2 separate regions of the Homo sapiens genome follow, and region 1 is linked to region 2. Evidence: chromatin contacts called from ENCODE Hi-C or POLR2A ChIA-PET data. All regions are on one chromosome and are shown on one strand. Each heading gives the region's core, a stretch centred on a gene start or an enhancer-like site at or near the end of the contact. The rest is flanking DNA. Distances are from core to core; before and after follow the strand shown.

What was found. A loop is a pair of places that touch in the nucleus more often than their neighbours do. ChIA-PET counts read pairs that join two places held with the same protein, here RNA polymerase II (POLR2A). Pooled maps may share reads with other maps.
Region 1: a loop to region 2 is called in a map of naive thymus-derived CD4-positive, alpha-beta T cell, with 28 times the contacts of the local background. The contact joins the promoter of SLC39A11 here to the promoter of LINC00673 in region 2. A Hi-C loop is called at or near these places in 1 of 168 maps with a recorded cell type or tissue (naive thymus-derived CD4-positive, alpha-beta T cell) and 8 of 50 pooled maps. POLR2A ChIA-PET finds 5 or more read pairs at or near these places in 1 of 52 experiments (GM10248).

What each region holds. Positions count from the first base shown.
Region 1 is chr17:73,090,922-73,096,146 of GRCh38, reverse strand. It overlaps SLC39A11 (solute carrier family 39 member 11), which reads left to right and starts at 3,459. Exons shown (of 10, transcript NM_139177.4): 1 at 3,459-3,536. RefSeq lists a silencer at 4,299-4,530.
Region 2 is chr17:72,590,504-72,596,601 of GRCh38, reverse strand. It overlaps LINC00673 (long intergenic non-protein coding RNA 673), which reads left to right and starts at 3,798. Exons shown (of 4, transcript NR_152516.1): 1 at 3,798-4,399. RefSeq lists a silencer at 3,671-3,720.

The DNA of each region.
Region 1 (5,225 bases), core at 2,210-4,709, 500 kb before region 2:
CCCCTCAGAGTTGTGAGTTTTACATAAGAAGAGGATATAAAGATAAAGTGGCCCAGGTTGGGCATTCAACAAATGTTAGTTGCTTCCCCACTTTTCCTTTCCCACATCAAGTTTACCTATGCATTGCATGCAAGCATCTCTTGAGGACATGCTATAATATGAGGTGCTATCCTGGCTGGGATGAGGGGAAGAAGCTCAGTAAGGAGCTTGATTCTAATCCTGGGTCTGTATGCCGAATATAGCAGTGAAGTTAGATCCTACAGTATAAGACAGAAGGAGGCAAGTGCCTTAGAATCCAGATGGAGTTCTATGGGACCTTAGAGGATAGAGACTCGATTTGTAACCAGGGCTGGGACAGGTGGGAGATGAGGTCAGATGGGGTGCCCAAGGAGAATGCATTAAACCTGGGTCTTGCAGGATGGTGGGGCTTAGATTTGGGAGGCGAAGGGCAGTTCAGCAGAAATGGTATAAGGGAGATAGGAGTGGCAGGGAGGGAAGGCTGTGTGGAGGACAGCGAGCTGTCCAGCCTGGCTTGGCCAGAGGGCACAGGGAGGAGAACCCTGGGAGACAGACTTGAGAACGTTTAGTTGGAATCATACCACAGCAAAACTCAAATTCCAGGCTGAAGCATTTGAACTTTATGCCAAAGGCACTGGGGAGCTATCGGAGCTTTTTGAGCAGGAGAGTGTGATGTGCTGTGCTTTAGGCAGGCTGATCTTGGCGGTGCTACATGGAACAGACTAGACAGGGTGGAGTGGAAGGAGGTGACTCCATGACCTAGATGAGGGATGGGCAGGTTGAATCCTCACAGCAGCAGTGAGAAAGGAGAGAAAGGATTGGGCAGGAGAGGCACTTTGTGGATCGTTGTAAACATTTCTGTTTATTTTTCATTATAAAGAATTTAAGCGGCTGGGCGCAGTGTCTCACTCCTGTAATCCTAGCATTTTGGGAGGCTGAGGCAGGTGGATTGCTTGAGCTCAGGAGGTTGAGACCAGCCTGGCCAACATGGCAAAACCCCGTCTCTACTAAAAATACAAAAAATTAGCTGGGTGTGGTGGCACGCACCTGTAGTCCCAGCTAATTGGGAGGCCAGCTGAGGCAGGAGAATCACTTGAACCTGGGAGGTGGAGGGTGCAGCGAGCCGAGATTGCACCACTGCACTCCAGCCTGGGTGACAGGGCGAGACTCCGTCTCAAAAAAAAAGAAAAGAATTTAAGCATCCACAAAAGTAGAAACAGAAACATTTAATGAACCTCTACGTGCCCGTTCCCCAGGTTCAACAATGGTTAATTTTTTATTTTTAAGAGACAGGGTCTTTCACTGGAGTGCAGTGGCACCATTACGGCTCACTGCAGCCTCAAACTCCTGGGCTCAAGTGATCCTCCCCACTCAGCCTCCCTAGTAGCTGGGACTACAGGCCCAGCTACCATCTGCCACCATGTCCAGCTACTTTTTAAAAACTTTTTGTAGCGACGAGATCTTGCTTTTTTGCCCAGGCCGGTCTCAAACTCTTGGGCTCAAACAATCTGCCCACCTTGTCCTCCCAAAGTGCTGGGATTACAGGTGTGAACCACCATGCCCAGCCTAAGAATGGTTAATTCATGGCCAATTTTGTTTAATCTCTACTCCATCCACTTTTCTCTTCCATCATATTTTGAAGTGAGTCTAAGATATTGTGTCATTTTATGGCTATTGCAGCGTGCAGGAAGAGGTATGACATTTTGGAAGATGAGTTGATGGGCCGTGCCACATGGGTATTGTGTCTCTGTGTGCCTGTACATACTCTCTTATGTGGAATTGCAATGGCTGATTTGACTCTTCCAAGTTGGGGGTCTTTTAAGGGCAAAGACCACCCTCCAGTGGCCAGGCTGTCTTCTCCTCCCCATGGAGTGCTTGGTATATGGTGCGACCGTCAGTGTGAACAACCTAGTTCCACTGGAAGAAAGAGGCCTGTTATTGGACCCTTTGGGCTATGGCCATCGAGACCACGGGTAGCTTTTCTGCTCAGGTCACGCTCTGATATGTTGTCAAATAAAACACAGGACACTCAGCTGGGTTTCAGTTTCAGATCAACAACAAATATGCCTGTAACATAAGTATGTCCCACACATTGCCCGGGGCATATTTATAGTAATAAATGACGTTATTTTTCTGAAATTCAAATTTAATCAGGCTTTTTTTTTTTTTTTTGAGATGGAGTTTTGCTCTGTTGCCCAGGCTGGAGTGCAGTGGCGTGATCTTGGCTCACTGCAAGCTCGGCCTCTCGGGTTCACGCCATTCTCCTGCCTCAGACTCCCGAGTAGCTGGGACTACAGGCGCCTGCCACCACGCCCAGCTAATTTTTTGTATTTTTAGTAGAGACGGGGTTTCACCGTATTAGCCAGGATGGTCTCGATCTCCAGACGTTGTGATCTGCCCGCCTCGGCCTCCCAAAGTGCTGGGATTATAGGCGTGAGCCACAGCGCCCAGCCCAGGCATCTTGTTTCTATCTATTTATTTATTTTGTTTTGTTTTTGGCTAAATCTAGTCAATCCTATCCTCTGGTCTTTTCACAGAAATCCTGCAGATCAAAGCCTTTGACCTAGGGCAGTGCTTTTCAAAGGGTGGTCCCAGGACAGCAGCATCAGCAACTCCTAGCTCAAAACAAGATCTCAGGCCAGGCGCGGTGGCTCATGCCTATAATCCAGCACTTTGGGAGGCCCACACGAGTGGATCATTTGAGGTCAGGGGTTCGAGGCCAGCCTGGGCAACGTGGTGAAACCCCGTCCCTACTAAAAAAAAAAAAAAAAAAAAAAAAAAACAAAAATTAGCGGGGCTTGGCAGCATGCACCTGTGATCCCAGCTACTCGGGAGGCTGAAGCAGGAGAATCGCTTGAACATAGGAGGCAGAGGCTGCAATCACCCGAGATTGGGCCACGGCACTCCAGCCTGGGCGAAAGAGCGAGACTCCATCTCAAAAAAACAAAAGCAAAAACAAAAAAATCCCAAAATGTCAGCCCCACCCAGAATGACGGAACCAGAGCCTCTGGGGGTGCTGGCATTTTGTGTTTGACCCCCTCCAGTGATTCTTTTGAGGGTCATTGACTGGAGAATGATGCCGATGCCATCACATTACCCGCCCCCAGCCTCTCCCGCAACACACACACAGCACATCCTGCTCTGCTGCGCACCCAGTGGCATGGACCTGGCTGCCAAAGGTGTAGAAGCATAAGTAACATCAGGGGTGTTACAAAGGGCTCTTTCCTTGGGTGTTTGTAGCTTCCCTTAGGGCTGCAGTCACTCGCAGACTGCTGGGCTCTTGGCCTCAGGGCTCTGTTCTGCCCGCCCAGATCTGTTCCTGAGCCTGCAGACGGCTGTGAACCAGAGAATCTATTCTTCAGGCGGGAGTTGCCAGTTGCGGCCAAGGGGGCGGGGCCCGGAGGCGGGAGGGCCACGTGTGCGGGAGGGAAGCAGGAAGTGACTGCGGGAGTGGAGCCGGCGAGAGAGTGGCAGCGGGGGCTGATGGAAGTGCAGTGGGGGCTGGAGAGGGCACCCTAGTGAGTTGGCTTTTCTCTCCTTCGGTGCCTTTGGTTGGGCTCGAGGCCCGGGGTCGGAGGCCATCAGGACAAGAGTGTGGGACTTGGAAGGGCAGCCACCTGGAGCTTGGAAGGGGGTACGCCTGGAGAGAGGAGGGGTTTGGAGGAGAAATTGGAGGCTTTGGCAGGTGTCGGGGCGGGGTGGGAGGGTGAGGGGCGGTGGGAAGGAAGTCCCCGGACCCCGGCTATGTCCCTCTCCAGGGTGATCTGGAAGGCAATGACATGCCTTCCTTTTACAGTCCTAACCCAAATCCTCTTCGTTCGTCCCTTCCTAGGCGGTGTGTGGGGGTACCCGGGATTCCTGGGAGCAGAGGCAGCTACAAATCCAGCTGCTCCCAGGCCCCTCCCACTTGCTCTGGCTGTTAGCTGGACCTCTGGAACTTGACTGGGAATCTGGTTAACTTGCAGCAGGTCTGGGTGGGGCGTGACAGTGTGCATTTCTAACTAATTCCCAGGTTGGGTGGTCCGCGGACCACGCTTTGAGTAGCGAGGCATTAGAGAACTTTTCCACAGTCCTCTCCGCCCAGACCTGAATCCTTCTGCTGGATTCCCCCTCGTGGAGTTAGGGCATGTGTGTGCAGCTCCACTAAGGCCCAGCAGCCCTAGTGCTGTTTCCACTTCTGCAACTTCACCAGCCTCTTGAACTGACTCTTGGAAGCGGAACAACAGGTTTAAAAGGGGGAGAAAGGAAATAAAGAAAACAAACCTGTATCAATCAGCCGGGAATGCCCATGTGCTGCTGTGGCAGGTGTGTACAAGTCTACAGGCTGTTGGCATGTTAAAAGTTGGAACGGTCAGAGAATGATTCTCCCTGCTGCTAACGAATCAGGGTTGATGGAATTAATATCCCCATCGTGAGGAATTCTGAGCCCCATTGTGTAAGCTGTGATGGAGATGCTGTGTCCTAAAGTTGTTACTGGTCTGCCGGTTAGAGAAAACTTCTTGTTCTCTTGGGACTCTGCCAGAAACTTTTTCTTCTCTTGAGACTCTGCAGAAAACTTTCTGTTCTTTTGGGACTCTTCTTTGCTCTTGCCAATCCCACATGGGGCAGGAGAACTCATTTTCTAAGCTCTTGGTATTGTAGAAGTTTTACCAGTTTTATTTATTTATTTATTTTTATTTTTTTTTGAGACAGAGCCTTGCTCTGTCACCCGGACTGGAGTGCAGTGGCGCGATCTCGGCTCACTGCAACCTCCGCCTCCCGGGTTCAAGCGATTACTCCTGCCTCAGCCTCCCGAGTAGCTGGGACTACAGGCACTGGGACTACAGGCACACACCACGACGCCCAAGTAATTTTTGTGTTTTTAGTAGAGATGGGGTTTCACCGTGTTGGCCAGGCTGGTCTCGAACTCCTGACCTCAGGTGATCTGCCCGTCTTGGCCTCCCAAGGTGCTGGGATTACAGGCATGAGCCACTGCGCCTGGCCAAGTTTTACCAGTTTTAATCTTTTGCTTTCCACAGTTTAATGTGCATAAGAATCCCCCATGGAATTCCACAAAATGCAGACCCTGATTCAGAAAGTCTGGGGTGAGACCTGAGTTTCTGCATTCCTAACTAGCTCCCAAGCCGGACCAGTGCTGCTGGTTCTCTGACCACCCTTGTAGCGAGGATTTAAAACAGCAAATAGAGAAGAAACTTCTCCGAGGGGCA
Region 2 (6,098 bases), core at 2,549-5,048:
ACCAGCCTGGCCAACACAGCAAAACCCCATCTCTACTAAAAATATAAATATTAGCCAGGCACAGTGGCACACGTCTGTAGTCCCAGCTACTCGGGAGGCTGAGGCAGGAGAATCCCTTGAGCCTGGGAGGCAGAGGTTTCAGTGAGCCAAGATCATGGCACTGCACTCCAGCCTGGGGGACAGAGCGAGATTCTATCTTAAAAAAAAAAAAAAAGTATTAGAATTAAGACACCATGATAATGGTACAGAGTTAGAAAAACTGACCAGTGGAACAGAATAGAGAGCCATGAATCTACTCAAAAAAGGAGAAAATTTGATACACGAGAGAGGGTTGATATTGCAATTATTTTTATCACCATATATATGCATATTTATATTAAATACATATGTAACTTTTAAAATAACATCTCAATTTTAGAATAGATTTACAGAGCCATTGCAAAAATAGTACAGAGAGTTCCCATATACCCACTGATATGGTTTGGCTGTGTCCCCACCCAAATCTCATCTTGAACTGTAGCTCCCATAATTCCCACGTGTTGTGGGAGTGACCCAGTAGGAGATAATTGAATCATGGGGGTGGTTTCCCCCATACTGTCCTCCTGGTAGTGAATAAGTCTCTGATGGTTTTGTAAGGGGTTTTCTCTTCCGCTTGGCTCTCATTTTTTCTTGCTGCCACCATGTAAGACGTGACCTTGCTCCTCCTTTGCCTTCCACCATGATTGTGAGGCCTCCCCAGCCACATGGAACTGTGAGTCCATTAAACCTCCTTTTCTTTATAAATTACCCAGTCTTGGGTATGTCTTTATCAGCAGCGTGAGAACAAACTAATACAACCACACTCAATTTCCCTTATTATTACATCTTACATTAACATGGCACATTTGTAACAATTATGAATCAATATTGGTACATTACTATTGACTAAAGTCCCACACTTTATCAGATTTCCTTAGTTTTACCTAATGTCCCTTTTCTGGTCCAGGATTCCATCCAGAAGACCACGTTCAGTCATCAAGCCTCAGCCTTCTCTGAGCTGTGACAGTTTCTCAGACTCTCCTGGGTTTTGGCGAACTTGACAGTTTTGAGGGTTATTGATGAGGTGTTTTGTAGACCATCTCTCAGTTGGGGTCACTGTGTGCAGCCAACGCTTAAGAAATGGGGAGTTATACTCCACTTCCTGGAGGGCAGTGTATTTACATACATTTTTTGAAATTCTTCTGCACAGATTTCTTTTCCTCTGTGTATTTATTTTTCCAATCACCTAATTATATCAATATGAACTCATGAATTTTTTTATTACTTTGGTTATAATCTAATACCACTTTACTTAAGTTGTTGTTCAAATGGTTCCCCCACTTTGGCGATTAAGAGCTCTTTCAGTTGGTTTCTATGTCCTTCTCTCGTGGCCCCACCATTGTATGGTGTGTATGCTTGTGTGTCAGTGTGTTTTAGCACTTTCTTACTTTCTGACACTACGAGGTGCTCCAGGCTCATCTTGCATATTTCCTGCCCCAGTCCTAGAATCAGCTGTTTCTCCAATGAGCTCTGGTTCCTTCTGTTGGACAATAGTATAAAAACAAACCTAGGTGCTAAATGATCGCTTAGATCCAGTGCTCATTGCTACTGGGCTGCCATTGCTTCTGGACCCTCTTAGCAGAGAGAGAAAGGAGATATATGTGTGTGTATGCTAATGCATGTACACATACAATTCTTATTTTTACCTCTATCTAGCTATGTATGTATGTATGTTTGTATCTGTCATCTCTATGTTATGCTAAACATGGGTTTATACCTCTCTGGATGTTTTAGGAGCAAGGAAGAGACATGATTCCAGCTTTACCTGGGGAAAATCAATCTCACAGCAATGAGAAGAAATAAATGATGAGTTAAAATTAATTTCTATATTTTTCTAATTATTCAAGTGACTAATGTTTGGTGTGCAGAAATTTAAGAAGACTGAGGACTAGAATGAATTATAACGCAGGAGAAAACAATAACCATGCATAGTCAGCAAGAGGCACTGATACCATTTTGAGACGACTGGATGCCCTTTCGTATGCTAGGAATATGCAGCCCGTGTTCTGGAAAGTGGGGAGAAGGTCAGGCGGCTCCTAGCAGCAAAGCTGCGTTATCCTCAATATCCTGTAGGGGAGGGTTTAGGGAGTTCGGATATCCCTGCCTTTGACATTCATCTTGGCCTCAGTTTTTCTCTTACCTGGAAGCAAGAGAGGAGTTGATTGTGAGTTCAGAGTGGAAATGGTGGCCAATCCAGACCCTGCACTGCCACTGACTCTCCGGGAATGTCAGCGCCAGGTGAGAGCCAGGATTCCAGGGCCAGACCTGAGCTTGTCCATAGCCTGGGACTTGAATGGGGGGAAACTTGGGCACAGTGGCAGGTGGAAAATCAAGTCTGTGCTTCAGGGGCATCTAGGAATGCCCTGTCTATCTTCTCCCCTCCCCAACCCCATTTACCCAGGTGCCTCCTGTTACTTTCAATACTAATGCCTTCTTTTTTTTTTTTTGAGACAGAGTCTCACTCTGTTGCTCAGGCTGGAGTGCAGTGACGCAATCTCGGCTCACTGCAACCTCCGCCTCCCGGGTCCAAGCGATTCTCATGCCTCAGCCTCCTGAGTAGTTGGGACTACAGGCATGCACCACCACGCCCACCTAATTTTTTTTGTATTTTCAGTAGAGATGGGGTTTTGCCATGTTGGCCAGGCTGGTCTCGAACTCCTGACCTCAGTGGTGGGATTACAGGCATGAGCCACCACGCCCAACCTGATGCCTTCTTTTTCTGACCATTTCCTCTCCAGCAATCCCACCGTGGCCACAGGAAAACCTGGCCCAGGAGATTCCAATGTTCTTGGCTTCCCCTCCTGTCACAGCCTCAGTGATTTTGTGATTTCATCTTGCTTCTCAGGGCTTGCTTTTATCAAAAGGGTTGGTTAGTCACAATGGCTGTTAATAGGTGCAACAAGGCATAGAAGACCTGTTAGGGGTTGAACTTTTCCCCCTACAACTCCAAAATATTAATATATTGCAGTCCTAATCTTCAGGACCTCCAAGAATGTAACCTTATTTGGAAATAGGGTCGTTGCAGATGTCATTGGTTAATGATGAGGTCGTACTGGATCAGGGTGGGCCCCTTATCCAATATGACTGGCATCCTTGTAGAAACACCACAGTGTGAAGAGACAGAGATTCACGCAGAGGGAAAACTATGTGAAAAGATACACGGAGAAGACCGTGTAAAAGGTGGAGGATGAAGGTAAGGCAGTTGCAAGCCAAGGAACGCCTAAGATAAGGAACGCCTAAGATAGCCAATGACCACCAGGTCTCAGAGAGGCCCGGGACAGATTCTCCCTCACTGCCCCTAGAAGCAAGCAACCCCGCTAACCCCTTGATTTCGGACCTCTGGTCTCCAGAAGTGGGGCCCAGCTGGGATAACCTGACTCTAGGGCCACCAAGGTTTGTCATCCTGGGCGGCATTCGGGGCTGGTGTGACCCACCTTATGCACAAAGGCCAGAATAGACCTAGCGGCATTGACAATAGGACTGGAATGCCAGCTTTGTCTGTGAAGGAAGGGCGCAAGGGAGGACAGCTGTGGTGGGCAAACCCTAACCATTTCCATCCTTGTTTAGCTTTTGTTCTGACTACGACAGGACTACGTAGTCGAACTACGACTCCCAGGAAGCCGTTCGGCCTTCCCCACCCCCTCCCCGCCCACCCCGCTCCGCCCCGTCCCGGCGCGGGTCCGCCTGGTATATAAGGGCCGAATGGCCCAGCCGACTGCAGGGCGCGCAGGCGGCGCGGGTGCGCGGTGCGGCGCTGGTATCCAGAGGACGCGGTCACCGCCTCTGGCATTTGTCGTTCTGCGCTTCTCCGCAAGGACCCTCTGTTAGGCAGGCGCCCACCGTAAGCCTCCCGGGCCTTGTGAACCTGCAAACCCAAGTCTGAGAGACGATCCGCCTTCAGCGCTTTCCAGCTTGGCAGAGAGGCTTTCCCGGCGGGGATCTTTGGTTGGCGCTGGCGATGCGCGGGGAAGAAAGGCGAGGAGCGGCGTCCAGGCTGGGTGATGTCCCAGCACGAGTAGGCGGGATGCGCTCGCTTGGTCCTCCGGGCGCCCGGTCCCTGCCCGCGTCGCGCGCCCACCCCTGGGGACGAGAAGGCGGCCGCCTGAGGACCCCCGCCCGCGACCTCCGCGAGTCTGGAGCGCAGAGGACAGGGTCTGGCTGCTCTTTGGCCTTGGATGGAAAGTGGGGAATTGGGTGGGGGGCTGCGGACCCCTTAACGTGGATTACTTGGTGTGTATCAGCTGGGCTCAGAAGACCCACGACCTCTTCTCCATCCGTGGATTGATTTGTTCTGCTTAACAGCTGGGTCGCCAAGCTGGAGGTAAGTTTCCCTGCGGTTCGGGGAAGGGATCTGATTTACTTTCTTTTCTTTCTTTCCTTTTTTCCTCCGCGTCGTTTTTCGAAGGTCTCGAGATTCCGGGTTGAAATTTTTGTTCTTGTAATTGACATCTTCTTGGAGGTCATTTTAGTCATCCCCCTGCCTCCAAGCGGAGCTGATTCACCTGGGACACGGTGGTCAGCGACCACCCCATCCTGGGCGTTCTCGGCCGTTGTCCTTCAGCCTCTAGCGCTGCCAAGCCTTGGCTGCCTGGAGGGACCGAACCTCAGCTGGGGGAGACGCCCCCGCGTCCTCGGCGCACCCGCTCGGCCCCTTGCACTTGCCTTAACGCCTGGGCGCCCTCCGGGCTCCGTTACTTCGGGAGCGGTGCCGCCTCCGTGAGCTCCTGGCGTCCGCCCACTGGCGACCGGGGACGCTGCTGGGGCGCAGCGGTTGGAGAACGCGACTCAGCCGAGCCCCTCTCACCGTTGGGGCTAGGGGGTGAGCGGGGGCGTTTGGCAAGCAGCTTTCCGGCGAGGACTGGGCCACCCGTCAGGCTGACGCTGGTACGCGTTTGGCCAGGGTGTGGACGGGCTTTCTGAATAGGTGGGAGGTGGCAGGAATTCAGTCCAGTGAGACCACCCGCCACCTCCCCTTTCCGGCGCAACTTGCTAATGGAAGTCGTTTCTTGGCCAATGTGGGGAGAGGGCTTACGTCTTGAGTCTGGAACTGAAAGCATACCGCTTCTGTATCCATAGCTTCCTCCTCCCCTTGTTCTTTTGTGTCTGCCCTGTTTGGGGGCAGCGCGATGCCTGTCACTGAGTAGGCACTGAATAGATGTTTGTTGAATGAATGACTGAGCGACTCCACCCTTGGCGTGCAGATTAACCAGGGTCCTCCTTTTCCTTCTCCCTCCTTGGCGATTGTCCTCACCTCCAGGACCTATCTAGGTTTCCTGAGGATGCTTTCCCAGAGGTGGGATTCCCTCCTTCGCCCCTCACCCCTCTCCTGCAGCCTGTGGGTTCGCATTTAGAACCTGTCGGTGATCCATTTCCCACCCAGCAGTCCCTTCTGCATAGGAATCTGACGCTGTCAGGGATCACTCTTGGTCAGTGCTCAGGGTCCCAGCGTCTCCAGTGAGCACTGCTCCAGGAGCAAGAGAAAGTAAAGCAGCACCGGAAGAAGAAAAGGCAGTGCATAGTGGCACGACCCCCTACCCTGGGAGCTGGGGCCCTCGGTGCCCCTGGTCCCATGCAGGGTTTGGAACTGCCCAGGTTGACACAGCACCTTACCTGCGGCCCTTCCCCACCCTCTGCCCCCACCCCAGTTCTGTGCTTAGACTGACTCCGGGAGAGGAAAGGTTGAAACCGCCAGGCAAACTGATAACCAACCCCACCACTCCTCCTCCCTGTCTGATTTTAAAAAGTAATCCATGCTCTTTCTCTTTCTTTTATAGAAAACTACACAAAAGTGCCCAAAGCAGGAAAAACATCCAATTCACACAGTAATGCTGGCAATTTGATATATTTCCTCACTGGTGAAATCCTGCAATGTATACAACTTTTTCTCCTCCTCTTTTTTTGTGTAATTTTATTTGAACGTTTCCCCCATGTCATGACGGCATGGTAACTGTATTCTGCTGCAGGCGTTGACTCATAATTGGCTTGGCAATTTCCCTATTGTTGGATACTAAGTTGTTTCC